2 separate regions of the Homo sapiens genome follow, and region 2 is linked to region 1. The links are chromatin loops, found by intact Hi-C in ENCODE. Cell type or tissue: heart right ventricle. All regions are shown on one strand. Links, peaks and the distances in the headings refer to the core of each region. The heading gives the core; the rest is flanking DNA. Region 1 has its middle 50 kb from the start of CTIF. Region 2 overlaps CTIF (cap binding complex dependent translation initiation factor).

Region 1 (8,332 bases), core at 63-8,062:
TATTTCAGCATCGCTATGAACAAGACACTGCTTTGTTCTGCCCATTCTTTGCCTCTCTGAAGAGAAGGGTTCATTGCAGTTATCCTATCCCTGCATTGCCATCTTATGTTGGGTGTGTGGGGTGAAAATAACTCATGTTTATTTCACAGGTCTTTAGATTGAAAAAAATGATACCCAAGGAGCTACACCAAAAAACAAAACCCCAAACCCCCACACATTTAAGGAGCTTCAGTCACACTTGGATTTGATTTAATGAAGATATAGAGCAAGTGCTGAAATGGAAGAAGACTTTTGGTGATTATGGGAGGGTAAGTGTATTACGCATATGGAAGTTCATAAATTGTCAGAGCCAAAGGTCAGACTTCCGTGGTGGCCTCAAACAATTCTGGACTCCCTGTACTACAGTAGTATGTCTTACATTAAGAAGTAGAGATCAGGCGTGGTGGCTCACACCTGTAATCCCAGCACTTTGGGAAGCCGAGGTGGGTGGATCACAGTGTCAAGAGATCGAGACCATCCTGGATGACATGGTGAAACCCCATTTCTACTAAAAATACAAAAATTAGCTGGGTGTGGTGGCATGTGCCTGTAGTCCCAGCTACTTGGGAGGCTGAGGCAGGAGAAACACTTGAACCTGGGAAGTGGAGGTTGCAGTGAGCTGAGACTGCGCCACTGCACTCCAGCCTGGAGACAGAGCAAGAGTCTGTCTAAAAAAAGAAGAAGAAGAAGAAGAAGAGTCTTGCTCCTCTCCATATGAATATGGGCCATCTTCCTTGACACTTGAATGCAGCAGAAGTAATGTGCTCGAGCTTCTGAGCTAAGTCATGAGGCCTTGCTGCTTCTTCCTTGGACTCTTAGAATCCTTGCTTTTGGGACACTTTCCCTAGGAAGCCCATTACCATGCTGTGAGAAGTCCAAGCCACATGGACAGCCACACGCAGGCTTTCCAGTCAACAGCTCCATCTCCCAGCCAACGGCATCATCTGCCATGTAAGTGAGCCATTTCAGGTGTCAGCTCATTCAAGCCTTCAGATGACTCTACGACCAGCTGCCATTTGACTGAAAATACGTACGAGATCCTAAGTAAGAATCACCCAGCTGAGCCCAACCAGCCAACAAAATCATAAGTGATAATACTGTCTGTTTTAAGTCACTAAGTCTGGGAGTGGTGTGTTATACCAGTAGACAAGACAACTTCTCAGGTATGAGTCCTGGACCAGAGATCCAGATAATGGGTGTTACCAGCTTTGAGACATCAAAGGAATGCATCAGGGTACCATGGGCTAAAGAGGGTTGACAGGGGCCTCTCACAATAGATATTCAGTAAATATTTGTTGAATGAACAAGCAAATGAATGAATGAAAGTGGGGATGGCAAGAACAGATTTCTCATCCTTCCTAGCCTCAGGAAGGCCTGGCTCTCTTCAGCTACCAGCACACTGTTGTTTCCAAAGCTGTGTCCCCAGCCAGCCCTGGCCATGATGGAGGGGTGTGTCTGGGGACCTTCCTTAGCCTCTCACCCTGGGAAACTAAAAGGGCTTCCTTCTCAGGGTTCAGGCAGCTTCCCTTCTCATCCTGCTCTTCCTCTAATCCATAGCTCTCCAATACTTTTTAGTTCACAAGAGTTTTCCTTTCCAAGACAACCACATGTTTCTACCCTATTATAATGGCCACTTCTAGAAGCCAGCCCCAAAGAGGCTGACTGTCTCCATTTTTTTAATCTCTAGCAGCTCTCCACACCCCTACAATGACTCCAGGAACCCCATAATAATGGTCATGAGAGTACAAGTCTGTTTTCTACTGTGCCAGGATCCACAAAAAGGAAGCTCAGAGCAGGAAAAGCTTTTGCTCTTCTCTGAGTCTTGAAGTCTGGATTTATTCCTTCCTCAATCACTTATTGTAAAACTTTAAGCAAATACTTAGATTTACAGCCTTATTGTCCCCCACATCACAAGGTTATTATGAGGAGTAAGTGGGAGGGTGTTTATGTAACCTAGCACAGATCTGGGACCCGTGAGACATTCTGTAAATATCCATTTGACCATTAATTTTTTTCCACCATTGCAGGAGATAAGGTTGCAACATTCCTACCCAAGGAGCTCTGACTTTGGAGTTTCTCTCTAGTTTATAAGTACCACACCAAACAGTCTCCTAAAAGAGTACTAAAACGGTGTCTTTTCTTACATTCTAAGACATCATTAGTAAGGGAATGATTTAAACGGGGTTTCCACTCTCCTTGTTGTCTCTCCTTGTCTCTCTCTTCTTTTAGGAAAACTGTGCCCCAGCTAAATCAGAGAACACAGAGGGGATTCTTCCCTGTCACCCTAAAGTCTTCCCCTCTGAGTTTTTCTGGCCTCTCTCCCCTGAGAAGTAGGCAGCTATCTTTCATGCCTCTATCCCTTGGGGTTCCTCAAAAGAACTGAGCATCAGCCTGGTAGAAGGGAGAGAATACTGGAAAAAGATGCAGGAGTTTTGGTGTCCAGTTCCAGCTCTTTAACTCACTTTTTAAATAACCAAAGTTGTCTGAATATGTGATGAGCAGGTAGTAAGATATCTGCCACTGGAGGTTTTCAAGCACGATTGAGAAAACTACGTGGCCAGGACACTGTGAAAAGGACTCAAGCATTGGATGAATTATTATTATTATTATTATTATTTTTTTTTTTTGAGATGGAGTCTCGCTCTTGTTGCCCAAATCTGGAGTGCAATGGCGCCATCTTGGCTCACTGCAACTTCTGCCTCCCAGGTTCAAGCGATTTTCCTACCTCAGCCTCCCAAGTAGCTGGGATTACAAGCACCTACCATCATGACTGGCCAATGTTTGTATTTTTAATAGAGAAGGGGTTTCACCATGTTGACCAGGCTGGTCTCGAACTCCTAATCTCAGGTAATCTGCCTGCCTCGGCCTCCCAAAATGCTGGGATTATAAGCATGAGCCATCATGCTCAGCCGAGCATTGGATGAATTATTGAATGACATGACTTCCTCCCAAGAATTTTAAGTGTCTTTCTAACTCTTGAGATTAAATGAATTTATATTGTGACTGAAATTAATTAAAACTGAGCACTAGTTTCCTCATCTGTAAGACAAGAGGGTTGAACTAAATGTTAGCTAAGGCCTCTTACATCACCATCACCCACCACCTCCTCCACAACAATTCAGCTTACCCAGGTTGGCCTACCCTGCTTGACTCTATTCTACTCTAACCAGGTTGCTCCCCTGGGTCAGGGAAAACATTTCCCCAGATAGGACCAAGGCAAGAACGCAGGGGTACTGGGGGCATGTGGTCACCGAGAAGCCAGCCAGTTTGTATTGCCCGTGTCCTGTGAAATCAAAGACTTAGATCTATGACAAAGAACTACATACTGAGAAGGTTAAGAGGTACTCAATGAAGACATAAAAAGTCGACAGTCAGGAAGGAGCTGGGGACTTCAGCAGCAACTCAGAGTCCACTGCCAGGTCAGGACCACCTGTGCCGGCTGCTGCCTAATCTGATATATATACAACAGCACGGTCTACATTCATTGTCAGCCATCCTCACACAAACGTCATCCACAGGAGAGGGTCTTGGCCAGAGCAGAAATCAACAAGACTATGACTTGGAAATTCTAGGGGGAGGGGAGGCCTCTAGCCTCAGGAATTTTGTCACCCAGGTCAGGGTCTGTATAATAGCCTTCTTAAGAGACAAAAAGGGCACTCACAGAGATTTGGACCAGGGCTGGCCTCCATCCAGCTTTCTACATTATCTTGAGCTCACTTGGTGAGATAACATAGCTAGCAGCTTCTGCATTCCTTCCTGGAATGCCTGTGATGTTTGGAGCCCTGCCACATGGCTCAGGCATTAATCATCAACCAGTGGATAAATGTTGACTGAGCATACTCTGTTAGGTCCCTGGTGTGCCTAAGAAGAGGGGTACCCTTTCCCTTTGGAAGGTTGCAGAAGATATATACCCATTAAAAGACTATTTAAAATCTTGACTAGTTAGTGATAACTTCCTTAAGAGTATAGGTGCTAATGAATTTCAGAAGAGAATGATATCCCTTTGGGGTGGAATGGTTCAGGGAGACATCTTGAGAAATACAATATGGGCATTAAGGGGTCAGTGGGATTGTAAATGTCCTAGGGGAAGAGGTGTCAAGACTGGGAGGTCACTAAGGACCTGAATGAGCAAGCTGTGCTGGGGACAGAACTAAGACCTGCTGGCTGAAGAGGGTCCTGAGCAAGGGGGAAAAAGAGACAGAAACTTAACTAATAACTATTTATGCATGTTTACACTTTTCACCCCAAGCAGAGAGCTGGCTCCTGAAGGTCAGCTTTGTACCAGGAAGTACTCCTTTCTTGCACAGAATTTTGAAATTGCTAGTTATCTTTTTTTTCCCTTGCATTGTTCATCTTAATTCCATTGTTAAGATGTCTTAATTACCACAAATAATATCAGATATCTTTCTCAGACATCTCTTTCTTGGAGCCTTCCACTCCTGCTCTATTCTGACCCACTGAGTTCTGGGTGTGTTGCCTGAGGTTTGCTTTCTTGACTCTCCTAGGTTGGATATGCAACAATGCAATACACACTTTTCTCCAGGCAAGCTCCGTTGGACAACTTCCCCAGAAAAGAGGCTTGGCCAAAGCCAAAATCAGCCAGATTGTGACAAGGAAATTCCAGGAGAGGGCAGGAGGCTAACCTGGGGGATTTTATTGCCCAGGGAAGGATGATATGACACTAAGTGGTGAAATGGCACGGCTTCTCTCTCTGTTGGTTTATCCCTGATTTGGGTGGAGCCTGTCCTGGAATGGCCTTCTCAGAAAAGAAATGCTCACTTCCAGCATTACCTCTCACAAGCAGGCTTTGTCTGCTGCATGCTGCATATACCCTTATATGCATATACCCTTATAATGTTATACGCCTTTTTTCCATATGTTTCTAGATCAGTGGCTGTCTATCTCTACATTGGGCACTCAATAATAAAAGAAGGTATCTGATTGTGTGTCCTCACAGCCCCCAGGCTGAGAATTTCTGCCCAAGGCTCAGTGGTGATCTTTCCTCAGGAGACCTTCAGTTCAGTGAATAAATGAATGACATAATAAACTTTATCCTATGTACCAATAAATAGATACACCTGCTATGGACCCATAAAAATTAGAAATTAAAAATCTAAGAAATACATATTGTTTATTAAAACAAAAAATAAAAATAAATAAACTTTGTCCTGAGAGCACTGGAGAGCCATGATGGAAAGTTAAAGTACTTTAGACCTGGGCATGACACAAGCAAATTTTCAGTTTATAAAGATTACAGTGGCAGTCAAGTGGAGAATGGATTAGTTTGGAAGAGTGCTAGAGGGCAGGAGACAATTGGGAAAATATTGTGGGTCACCCAAGGAGACGTTAAGAAACCTAATGGAGGCACTGCCCCCTTTCGGTACTTAGCATATTCATTCATTCATTCAACAAATATTTATCAAGTCCCTAACATGGGTCGGGCAATATTGTAAGCATTAGGAATTATTACTGAGAACAAGAGGGGTATGTACCAGATTGTTTTGTTATTTAACTGTTCCAATTAACTTATACCTTGGCCAAATTAGAGTTTTCCTTTACAGTTTGCTCAATAAACAGGAATTGAATTGAATGGAAACAATACAACAATTCTGATAAAACCCAGAGCTTGAAAGATAGATGATTAAACCTTGGATGGAAGAGATGAGATGTTACAAGGACAACATGAAAAATTCCCATATCTGGGTTTCTAAATTACCCACAAGTGCCAGCATACCATGACTGGGGGAAACACTGTAACTTGGTCTGTGTGTTCTCTTTTGACAGTTCTCAGGCGCATACCCAGTCTGGCTGAGGCCTGAGTCAGTGGAATCTTCTGGTTCCCCACACTTTCAGACCATCACTCTGCACTCCCTGCTGAAGCTCCCATATGCATTTGGGTGGAGATTGAAACTAACACTTTCCAGAGAATGTGGAGGAGGGAAAAGGGGGAGAGAGGAAGGCTAGTTTAACAACAAAGTGGGAAAAAGGAGGGGAAAGCATTCTTATTATTGTTTCTAAAAACAGCTCCAGTCAAGACACTTCATTCAAAGTTGTTCAAATATGAAAATGGAATAGTAAGCTTGTGCTGTCACTGTTCCAAGAGCCTCCTGGAAGGCAGAACACATCACCCTGATTTGTATAGTAGCACACCCAGGATATGATCTCTTCCTAAGTGTGCACAAAAAAAAAAAAAAAAAAAAAAAAAAGCTATTCAGGACAGCAAGGCCTATCTTTGGTGTGTGGGCAAGTCAGTTTAGGGATTGGTGTTGATCTACAAGAGGGGACAAAAACGATCAATAAAATGAAAATGGCAGTACATTTCTCAACTGCTTTTCATCAATAAGCTCTGGCTCTTCACCTCCACTTCAGCGGAACATGGGAGCTAGTCTCAGCTTTCCACTGACAGGTTCTAGGACCTTGGACACTCAACCTGTCTGGGTCTTGATGCTTTAAAAACACATGATATTTTGATTCTCCACTTATCATCCATTCCTCCCCACCCCACCCTGACACATACACACATATGATTCATTCATTCACTCACTCAATTCAACAAAGATTTATTTAGTACCCACTATGTGCTAGGCACTGTTCTAGGCATTGGGGCTACATCAGAAACAAAATATCCCTCCTGGATATTCTGTTTATATTTTAGTTGAAGAAGACAAATAAATAGGAAATATAACAGGCAGTGATAAATAATATTGCAAAAAATTAAGTATACAATGAAAACCCAAAGTCTAAATACTACTATGGTAAGATAAATAGTGTGCAAGTGTGTGTGTGTGTTTGTGTGTATGCATAAGTGTGTGTGTGTAGACATAGAGCACGCAGAGGGAGAAACAGTGGGAGGGACGGGGAGCAGGGAACTGGGGGTGAGTGTACCACAAATGTATATGCGTGCAATTTTGGTGGTAAGAAAGTGGATGGGATTGTTCTGACTTTTGGAAGAACATGGAGTCCAAGACCTAGTTATCCTATGATTCATTATTCTGGCTTTGTCTGGACTGGGGTGGGAGAGAGTCTAGACAACATGCCCTGTGGGGCTCAGTAGCAGATGACCCAATTGTGGGAAGCAGAATGAGAAAGTGACTAGAGAATTACACCTGTCAGACCCCCTTCCCTCTCAGCTTTTGGTAAAAGCTGAAATGAGGAGGAAGTAGCACCTTCCTATGGCATTCCTTACTCTCCTGCTCTCAGGCTCAGCTCCTTTCTGACAGAACACTGATCTGGAAAGTCTGCAGGTCCAGTCATCACTGTTCTCCCCAAGAGGTGAGGGAGTGGGCTCTTCTCCTCACCCGGGCCCTAGCCTGGTCTCAGCTCACCTGGGCTCACCTAGGTTGTGCTGCACCTTCAGGTCCTATGGCCCCAGTACTGGAAGATGCAGCTTATGACAATTTCAGGATATCGTGGGCCCTCTGTGTATGGCAGCTATCATCAACAAGTCAGCCTTCTGACTTTCACTCTCCTCTCCTATAAAACAGGTGTAACAGCTGCAACTTTGTAAGATGGACCATGAGTATTGTTCGTGGTAATAATAATGAACTCCATAAAGGAAGACTTATTGTATGCCAGGCACTGTGCTAGTTACTTTGCATGTATAATCTCATTTATCTTAGCGAAATTCCATAAGTACTATTATTGTATCCATTTTATAGATGAGAAATCTGAACAGAGACAGTTTTTAAAAACTGTCCCAGGTCACACAGTTAGTAAGTTGTGGAGCTAGGACTCAAAATCAGATCTATCTTCAAAGCTAGTATGCTTAGTATTTATAAAGTACTTCAGTCATAATAGGAGTATCAGTTATCTAACTGCTAGGAAACAGATCATCCCAAAACTTAGTGGCTTAAGACAACCACCATTTATTTAGTCCACAATTCTGTAGGCTAACAACTTAAGCTAGGCTCAGTTGGGTGGCTCTTCCGGTCTTTGCTGGGGTCCTTCATGATTCTGTGGTCAGCGGCAGGTTGACGGTGGCTCTGCTTGTGTGAGTTAATGGGATGTGGTCTAGGGTGCCTCGCCTCTCCTCCACATGGTGTCTCTCATCCTCCAGCAGGCCAGCCCAGGCTTTTTCCCCATGGCAGTGACCTAGGCTTAGAACTGGCACACTGTCACATTCTTTCGTTCAAAGTAAGTCATAAGCCAGCCCTGATTCAAGAAGTGGGGAAACAGGATCCACCTCTTGTTAGGAGCTGCTGCAAAGACACGCTCAGAGGATGAGATACTGGGAGGTTAGTAATGGAGCTGTCATTGCGATCAGTCTACGATAATAGGCATTCAATAAATAAAG
Region 2 (8,332 bases), core at 119-8,118, 100 kb after region 1:
GGATATTGACGACAAAACATTCACCTTTTAGAAAGTGGGGAAAGTGGGCTTCTCTTAACCCTACCTCTGGATCCCCAAGGGTAGCAGTCTTGCTCCTGCCCTGTCCTAGCCTTAAGGAGAGTTTGAGAAGTGCCAGTGTGTGGCATTCATTGCTGAAGCCATTCAGAGGATCCCATGGTGTTCTGTGTGATTGAGATAGGGCCTGGGAATACAGCCTGGACACCCACACCATCCACACACTGGGGGTGACCTGCTGGGAAGGATGACAGTACTGTTTCCCCTGGAGACTTGGCAGGTGGCGCATCCTCCAAAACTCTTTGAAGAATCTACATTTTTAAGACATGAAGCTGTGGACAGGGACACTTGGCATTTTCATCCCATCCCTAGGAGGGGCTAGAGCATCCAAGCACTGCAATATACTCCAGCCTGAAGAGGTTCTCTGGGACTTTGTTAAGGGGCATTGACCACTGTTCCCACCTCCCAGGGACAGAATCGGCTCAGAGCGTTTCAGCCGTCGACCCAGCCACTGAGCACGCCTGCTACTCACAGATGTGCCTCCCTTTCTGTTTCATATAGATTCTTTTCTGATGCTTTGTTTTCCTGCCTCAATTTCATAAATCTTTATAGTTGAGTTTTAAAAAATAACTTGCAAATGTTTTCCCTTTGGGTGAACTCTTGCTTCTGTGTGTTGTGATGGTGGCGATGCTGATTCCAAGAGCTAAATATGCGATGAGGATGCCTGTCGCAGGGGTGGTGGCCTCTGCCCTCACTTTTCCTAGAGACATATTTGTAAGTGAAATGTCAAAGGCATCTTTGGTTATTTCTAGGTTCTACATATATTTAACGAGTTTTAAAATACTCGTGCCAAATTGCCCAGCAGAAGATAGGTTGCACATGTTTTCACTACCGTTAGCGGACAGAGAGCACTTGTTTCCCCAACAATGGCGATCAGCATTCCTTTCCACACTTTTACTTTTTTTTTTTTTTTTTTGAGACAGAGACTCGCTCTGTTGCCCAGGCTGGAGTGCAGTGGCTCAATCTTAGCTCACCACAACCTCCTTGATTCAAGCGATTCTCCTGTCTCAGCCTCCCAAGTAACTGGGATTACAGGCGTATGCCACCATGCCCGGCTAATTTTCATATCTTTAGTAGAGACAGGATTTCACCATGTTGGCCAGGCTGGTCTCAAACTCCTGACCTCAAGTGATCTGCCCACCTCGGCCTCCCAAAGTGCTGGGATTATAGGCGTGAGCCACCACGCCCGGCCTTAAATTTGATAGATGTAAAATTGTACCAAAGTTTCCTTTGCATTTCTTTGGTTAGTCACTGCGAAGATTTTTCAGGAATTTATAACCTGTTTCTGTTGCTTCCTTTATAAATTTGCTTTTTATGCTCTGCTCATTTTGCTATTTTTGATGTATTTATGTCTTTCTTTTATTTTAGTTAGAGTCTTAATTTATAGGGTACCTCCTTAGTTTCCAGTTTTCAAAAAATATTATCTCTACCCAGACTCAGAGGCTTGGAACAGATTCACTCCAAAGCGGTATCAGGCCACCACTCCTACACAGTGTCTTTGGGAACATTAGAAAAACTGCTTCTTCCCTGTCTCATACAGCACCATCCTAAGTTTAGGGCTTAGTGAGTGGCACCCAGGTAAGTTCAACCTGTCCTGGGTCCCTTAGCCAGGCTCCCCTGTTCAGAACACAGCTGTACAACCTACACAACCCACTGTGGCCACTCTAGTGTTGTAAAAAGTGAACTAAGCCACATTCTTTTTTTTTTTTTTTTTTTTAATTGAGACGGAGTCTTGCTCTGTTGCTCAGACTGGAATGCCGTGGCATGATCTCAGCTCACCACAACCTCCACCTCTCAGGTTCAGGCGATTCTCCTGCCTCAGCCTCCTGAGTAGCTGGAACTACAGGTGCGCACCACCATGCCCGGCTAATTTTTGTATTTTTAGTAGAGATGGGGTTTCACTATGTTGGCCAGGCTGGTCTCGAACTCCTGACCTCATGATCCATCCACCTCGGCCTCCCAGAGTGCTGGGATTACAGGCATGAGCCACCGCGCCTGGCTGCCACTTTTAAAAATAATAACGAAAACTCCAAGCCATTGAGGGTACAATTTTTAATACAATTAAACCTCCCAGCTACCACTGTGGGCATCATGGTGTTCTGCATGGAATCTGATTTTGCTTGGCATTGGTCTGGTCTGTGCTGTGGCATGCCGGATAGCAGAGGCCTGGGAGGGAGTTCAGAGGCCTGGGTTCTAGTCCTGGCTGTGTTACTAATGCATGGCATGACTGTGGGCAAGCCAGCTTTTTGGGGCCTCACTTTTCTCATCTGTAAAAGGAGAGGCTGTGACTAAGTAAACTTCCAGGTCATTCTCAGCTCTAAATATCTGCAAGTTCGAGTTTTAGCTGTATTTTTCTTTTTTCCCCCAAAAGATTATGACACCTGTAAGACAGGTTAGTTTTAGATTTTTTCTTTAGCATCTGGGTTATGAAAAACAAAATCCATTTTGACGTTTTTGCATTCCATCAAATTTCTACCTGATTTATGCTGTTTTACGTGTGTCTGAAAAGAGGATTACTTACACACAGCCAATCGCCTTTCTCCATTTTACCAAAGGCATCTTGGGGTCTGTGGAGTCACTGAGAGAAGGCATGGATGTGCTTGACAGTGGGAAAATGTGGTTAAATTACTCTCTTGGCTCATCCCACCTTTTCCTTCTCTCCTTTCTCAGTAACTGTTTATGGGGCATCTCCCCGGGGAGGCTCAGAACTGAGCAACCCTTCGAGGACCTCTGTGCCTTGTGGGGAGCCGGGAATTACTGGGACCCTCCTAAGTGGCAGCTCCATGGGCATTCTTCCTTGCTCGCATCCTCATGGCCTCTCCCACAGAGGACACCCCCCAGCCCACTCTCCCTGATTCCACTTTCTCTACCACCCCAGGCCTTTCATGCTTTCCAGCATTCCCCAGAACCCATTCTCTGTGGCCTGTCAAAGGTGGGGTTTCATCCCAGCCACTTCTCCACTTGCTCTCTTCCTAGACCCTCTGGCCCTCTCAGGTGGCCCTGCCTGGCACCTGTGTGCTCCACACCAGGCCTGTCTTCTGAGCCCAATCCAGCTCCCACTTGGCTGCCTTAGGGACCTCTGGACCTCAGATGTCTCAGACCATGTGGTCCCAAATCTAGCTCGCGATCCTCATCCACAGTCCCTGTCTGGCTTTCCTGTCACCTAGCTGATCCCCCAAACACATGGCATCCTGCCTCTCCTGACCCCTGCCCCCACCCTCCCTGACCTGTCTGTCCTGCCCCTGCCCGGCTCGCTCCACATCCGTCCTTCCTTCTCCTGGCTGCATCTTCTGAGGTCTGGCCTCCTACAGTCTCTCCTGCTCCCAGTCTTCCTTTATTGCTTTGATCCAAATTTAAAACAAAGAACACCGCTGTCCTGTGGCGGGCTCCCTGCGGGAGTCACTGCTGTCTCTTTACCCTTCCCCATCTCAGGAGGGGCCCAATGCAGGCTTGCGCAGCTGAACTGGACTTATCCTTGATCAAGGTCAGACTTTTCCCTCTGATTGTTCTGCCACCTCCTCAGCCACACAGTGGCTGAGGGCACCGGACTTTTCCCTTTCCCCTCCCTCTCTACATGTACCCGGCGCCCCTGTCTCCCATAATCCTCCAGAGGTTAAGTAGATCCAAGACCCTTGGGCTGCATGTCGGAGCAAATCCAGCCCAACTTTTTAAGAAAACCAGGGCTCTGGGAAGGGGCAAATGCTGGGTCACGTCGTTGGAGGTTTGTGGCAGGGACTCTCATGCCTGCGTGTATGAGTTTCCCAGGACTATTGTCACGAATTATCACAACCTGGGGGGCTTAAGACAGCAGAAACTCATTCTTTTAGTCCTGGAGGCTGGAAGTCCAGAATGAAGGTATCTGTAGGGCTGTTTCCTTCTGAGGGCCGTCAGGGGGAGTCTGTTCCAGCTTTTCTCCTGGCTCGAGGCAGCTCCCAACAGTCCTTGGCATGTTAGGGCTGGCAGATCCAGGGCTATGCCGGTCCCCTGCCTGCCTCCATCTTCACATGTACTCTCCTCTTGTGTGTCTGTGTCCAAATTTCCCTCTTCTTATAAGGACCCCAGTCCCTGGATTAGGGTTCCAGTATGACCCCATCCTAACTTGTTTACATCTATAAAGACCCTATTTCCAAATAAGGCCACATTCACAGGTCCTAGGGACTAGGGGTCCAACATGCCTTTTAGGAGGGAGGACACAGCTGAGCTAATGCAGTGTGGTCCATGTCACTTGTTTTTGTGGTGCTAGAGAGGGACCGTGAGGTGTGGGTCACACTGGTTCACCTTGTGGGTGGATTTAGCTGGCCTTTGAGGTTGAAAGTTCTCAGCATTGTATTTGTAAGACCTGTATCATTAATAAACATTTTGCTAGTCTTGGATGCTTCTTTGTGTGGGGGGAGCTGGGAGATGGAGGACAGAGGTCACCTGGGCCATCTTTCCAGGTGAGATTATACATTTCAGCCTAGGGTGGGGCAGAGCCACCTCACGGAAGCATCACTTTTATTCTTTCACTTTTTGTCATTTTCCCCTTTGGAAACTAAGCTTGTTCGTGCTCTGGGACGTGCGGTCATGCGTCCCTCACTGCTGGGTTGAGCTGGTAGGCCTGCCCCTGCTTTCCTTTACAGGCGAGTGCCTCGTGCTGCTGTTTTTCTGATTGCTCTGGAAGTTCATTGTTGCTCTGGCCCTCCTGACCTGTGTCTGGCCTTTGCCCATGTGCAGAGTTTGTGGATCAGCATTTCAGGGGTGCGGGGGCGTGGTGGTATGCGAGTCCATAGCCGTGGAAGTTTGGGACCCAAGCCTCATGAGGCAGAAGCCTGGCTCTGGGGCTCCATATTTAGTCTGGAATCCAGCCTCAGCTGCTGCTCTGGGGCCACACTGGATGCCAGAAAGGGCAGAACACTGGCCCGGAGCCAGAGCTAGGACAGCAGGGCCTGCTGTGCAGCGCAGCTGGTGCCCAAGGGGCATGGACCTTGCTGGGCCTGCCCGGAACTGGCCTGCCCCTGCCTTTGTGTCAACCAGGAGGCCTGTGGGAAAGGGGGCTGGGAAGAAAGTGAGCAAACACCTCAGAATTGGAAGGATCAGAACTGGACAGGGCCTCGGAGTGACATAGTCCAGTGCACCCTTTCTGCAGAGAAGAAAGACTGGGGTGGCCCAGGGCGGTGACTTGCCCAAGGTCACACAGTTAATGGCAGAGCCACTAGATTTGGGCTTCTGGACATCAAATCCTTTGCCCTTCCCTGGAACCATGCTGCCCAGGAGGCCAGGCCGTTATCAGGGTGGGACTCCCTCCAGGCACCACCTTCGCCAGAGACCAGAAGAGGATGGCCACACCCTCGGGAGCACGCAAATTGGGAAAAAGCAGACATCCATTTCGGATGACTTCCTGCCCCTCTTTCTGTGCTACTTCCCAGGCTCCACTGGCTTCTGCCACTCCTCACCCTCCACCCCGCCCCCACCACTGAGACCTGCTTATTATGTTAGTCATTTACCCCATAGTGTGAATATCAGTCCTCTCCCAGAGGAACTTGGACAACAGCCATGGAGTGAGAGTTGGAGTCAGCCAGACACAGCCAGACACAGCATTACGGGACATGTTGCAAGGTGCATATGGACTGAAACAGGCAGATCTCAGAAATGGAGGAAGCCCCTGGGACCTGCTCTCTCAGGAAGGGAAGGCCAGGGAGAGCTATTTCCAAACCAACCTGGGAAGTGTGGGAAGATGCTCCTAGCACGTCTCAGCTCCTGTCTAGTGACTGATCCATCTCCCTTGTCCATGGAGACTGGCTGACCCATCTCATGTTCTATAGCTCAGATCTACTCAGGAGGCAGTCCGATGGCCTCACTCATTATAATTACCCTGACTCTTCTAAGGCAGTCTTCCCATCACCCCACCTTGTGGGTCCCAGGCTGGCTGTGGATGGGCCACCCTCTGATGTGGTACCCACCGCTCCAGGCAATGGCTGCCCACAAGGACAGAACAGGCTGGCCTGGAGCTCTGAGCAGGACACATGGGAGAAGACAGACTCAGCATCAAGAAAAGGTCAACACCAGCCTGGCAGGTCCCTGGCCCCACGTCCAGTATGTGCCCTTACCTGCTGTGTGACCTTGGTGTCTGAACCTTTCTGAGCCTCAGTTTCCTCATTTCTAGGGATCCATTCTTCAGATTAGAGGCAGAACTGAAGAGAGTGCAGCTAAAGGCTTAGCTCCCAGTAGCCACTCACATAGCTATCATTGTGGTGCGCATTTCCTCATGCAACCCTGGCAGGTAGGCAGGGCCAGTACTTGTAACCCCATTTTACAGACTTGGAAATTGATAGTTAGAGTAAGTAATGGACCTACCCAGCCCTTTGCATTTCTGGTGCTGCACTTTTTCTTTTCTTTTCTTTTTTCTTAGAGACAGGGTCTCGCTCTGTGGCCCAGGCTGGGGTGCAGTAGCACAATCATAGCTCATTGTAGCCTCCAGCTCCTGGGCTCAAGCAATCCTCCCACCTCAGCCTCCTAAGCAGCTGGTACTGCAGGCATGCACCACCATGCCCAGCTAGTTTAAAAATTCTTTTTTTGTAGAGATGGGATCTCACTTTGCTGCCCCAGCTGGTCTCAAGTTCCTGGCTGCAAGTGATCCTCCTGCCTCTGCTTCGGAAAGCGCTGGGATTACAGGTGTGAGCCACTATGCCTGGTCAGTGCTGTGCTTTTTCTACTGAAACACCCCGGTATTATCTGTGGGTTTTAGGAGCAGTTCTCACCCTTGACCCAATTAACCTAGATACCAGTGAATACCTTATTGTAAAGCTCTCTAGCTGCCGAGAGACCCCAGCTTCCTGGGTTGGTTTGAAAATAGCTCTCCTGGCTGGGTGCAGTGGCTCACACCTACCTGTAATCCCAGCACTTTGGGAGACTGAGGTGGGCGGATCAACTGAGGTTGGGAGTTTGAGACCAGCCTGACCAACATGGAGAAACCTACTAAAAACTACAAAATTAGCTGGGTGTGGTGGCGCATGCCTGTAATCCCAGCTACTCGGGAGGCTGAGGCAAGAGAATCGCTTGAACCCAGGAGGCAGAGGTTGTGGTGAGCCGAGATTGCGCCATTGAACTCCAGCTTGGGGAACAAGAGTGAAACCCTGTCTCAAAAAAAAAAAAAAAAGAAAAAGAAAAAGAAAACAGCTCTCCCTGGCCTTCCGTTCCCATGTGGGCAAGGAGTGGATGCTGGGGCTTGGCCTCATGGGAGAAGCTGTGCGTGGGCAACCACTCAAGTGCAGTGAGTGGATTAATAACCAGCGCGAGCCTGCCTCGGCCACTGTCATTCCCATGACACGCAACTTTTGTCATTGTTAACAGTTGGAGACTGTGTGCAGGCCTCTGCCTGGCAGTGCTGAGGATAGCGATTAGCAGGGAGTGGCGGGGACTAATCGCTCTCATCAGCCGGGAAGAATCCAAGCCTGCCTGCCGTTCACAGGTGGCCTTTAGCTCCTTGGGCCCCAGGGAAAGAGGAACAAAGGGAATCGCTGCAAAACATCTGGGGGCTTCCTCTTGTTCCGGAGAGGCAGGCTGCCGCGGATCAGGGAATGGAGGCAGCGGGGATCTGGGAGGCCCAGAAGCAGTGGAACCACAGCTGGGCTGGTGTCTATACAGCCCATGTCCTGCCTTCAGATGAGCAGGAACATTTTTAGAGGATGCCTGTGAAGTTTTCTCCTGTTCCTCTCACCCTGGGCATCATCAGGGGGCTCTGTATCTGGTGGGAGCATGGCAGCATTCAAGGTGCAGGAGGAAGCTCAGGCGGAGATTCCCTCTGGTCAGTGTACAGTTGGCAGAAATGCCCGGGAGACCCTCAGCTGGGGAACGCACCCAAGATGGAGAGCAGGGGCGTCAACACCTCCGCTGGGATTCTTAAGACTTCGCAGAAAAGGGCAAGTTTGTAGTGCATTTGAAGGACTTGGTTGAATTAAAGCAAAATTATCCTCATTATTGTCATCATTATTGATATTAATAATATGTAACTAGAAATCTTTTTTTTTTCTTTTTTTTTTTTGAGACGGACTCTCGCTCTGTCGCCCAGGCCAGAGTGCAGTGGCGCGATCTCGGCTCACTGCAAGCTCTGCCTCCCGGGTTCATGCCATTCTCCTGCCTCCGCCTCCCCGAGTAGCTGGGACTACAGGCGCCTGCCACAATGCCCGGCTAATTTTTTTGTATTTTTAGTAGAGACGGGGTTTCACCGTATTAGCCAGGATGGTCTCGATCTCCTGACCTCGTGATCCGCCCGCCTCAG

Evidence for each region. A loop is a pair of places that touch in the nucleus more often than their neighbours do. Peaks named below come from ENCODE experiments on the same cell type or tissue, not always from the same donor. Only the 100,000 strongest peaks of a DNase experiment are listed, where the experiment ranks them.
Region 2: a loop joins it to region 1, with 2.1 times the contacts of the local background. A loop is called at or near these places in 11 of 110 quality-filtered maps.

Annotation. Positions count from the first base shown.
Region 1 is chr18:48,484,938-48,493,269 of GRCh38, forward strand. No RefSeq gene overlaps it. Among named protein-coding and RNA genes, the nearest start is that of CTIF, 50 kb to the right of the region's middle. In heart right ventricle, for the core only: no CTCF peak of the experiment used is centred there; a DNase peak (open chromatin) is centred at 3,784; H3K27ac peaks cover 3,057 bases.
Region 2 is chr18:48,585,304-48,593,635 of GRCh38, forward strand. All of the region lies in intron 1 of CTIF (cap binding complex dependent translation initiation factor), which reads left to right. Among named protein-coding and RNA genes, the nearest start is that of CTIF, 50 kb to the left of the region's middle. In heart right ventricle, for the core only: no CTCF peak of the experiment used is centred there; a DNase peak (open chromatin) is centred at 4,968; H3K27ac peaks cover 4,441 bases.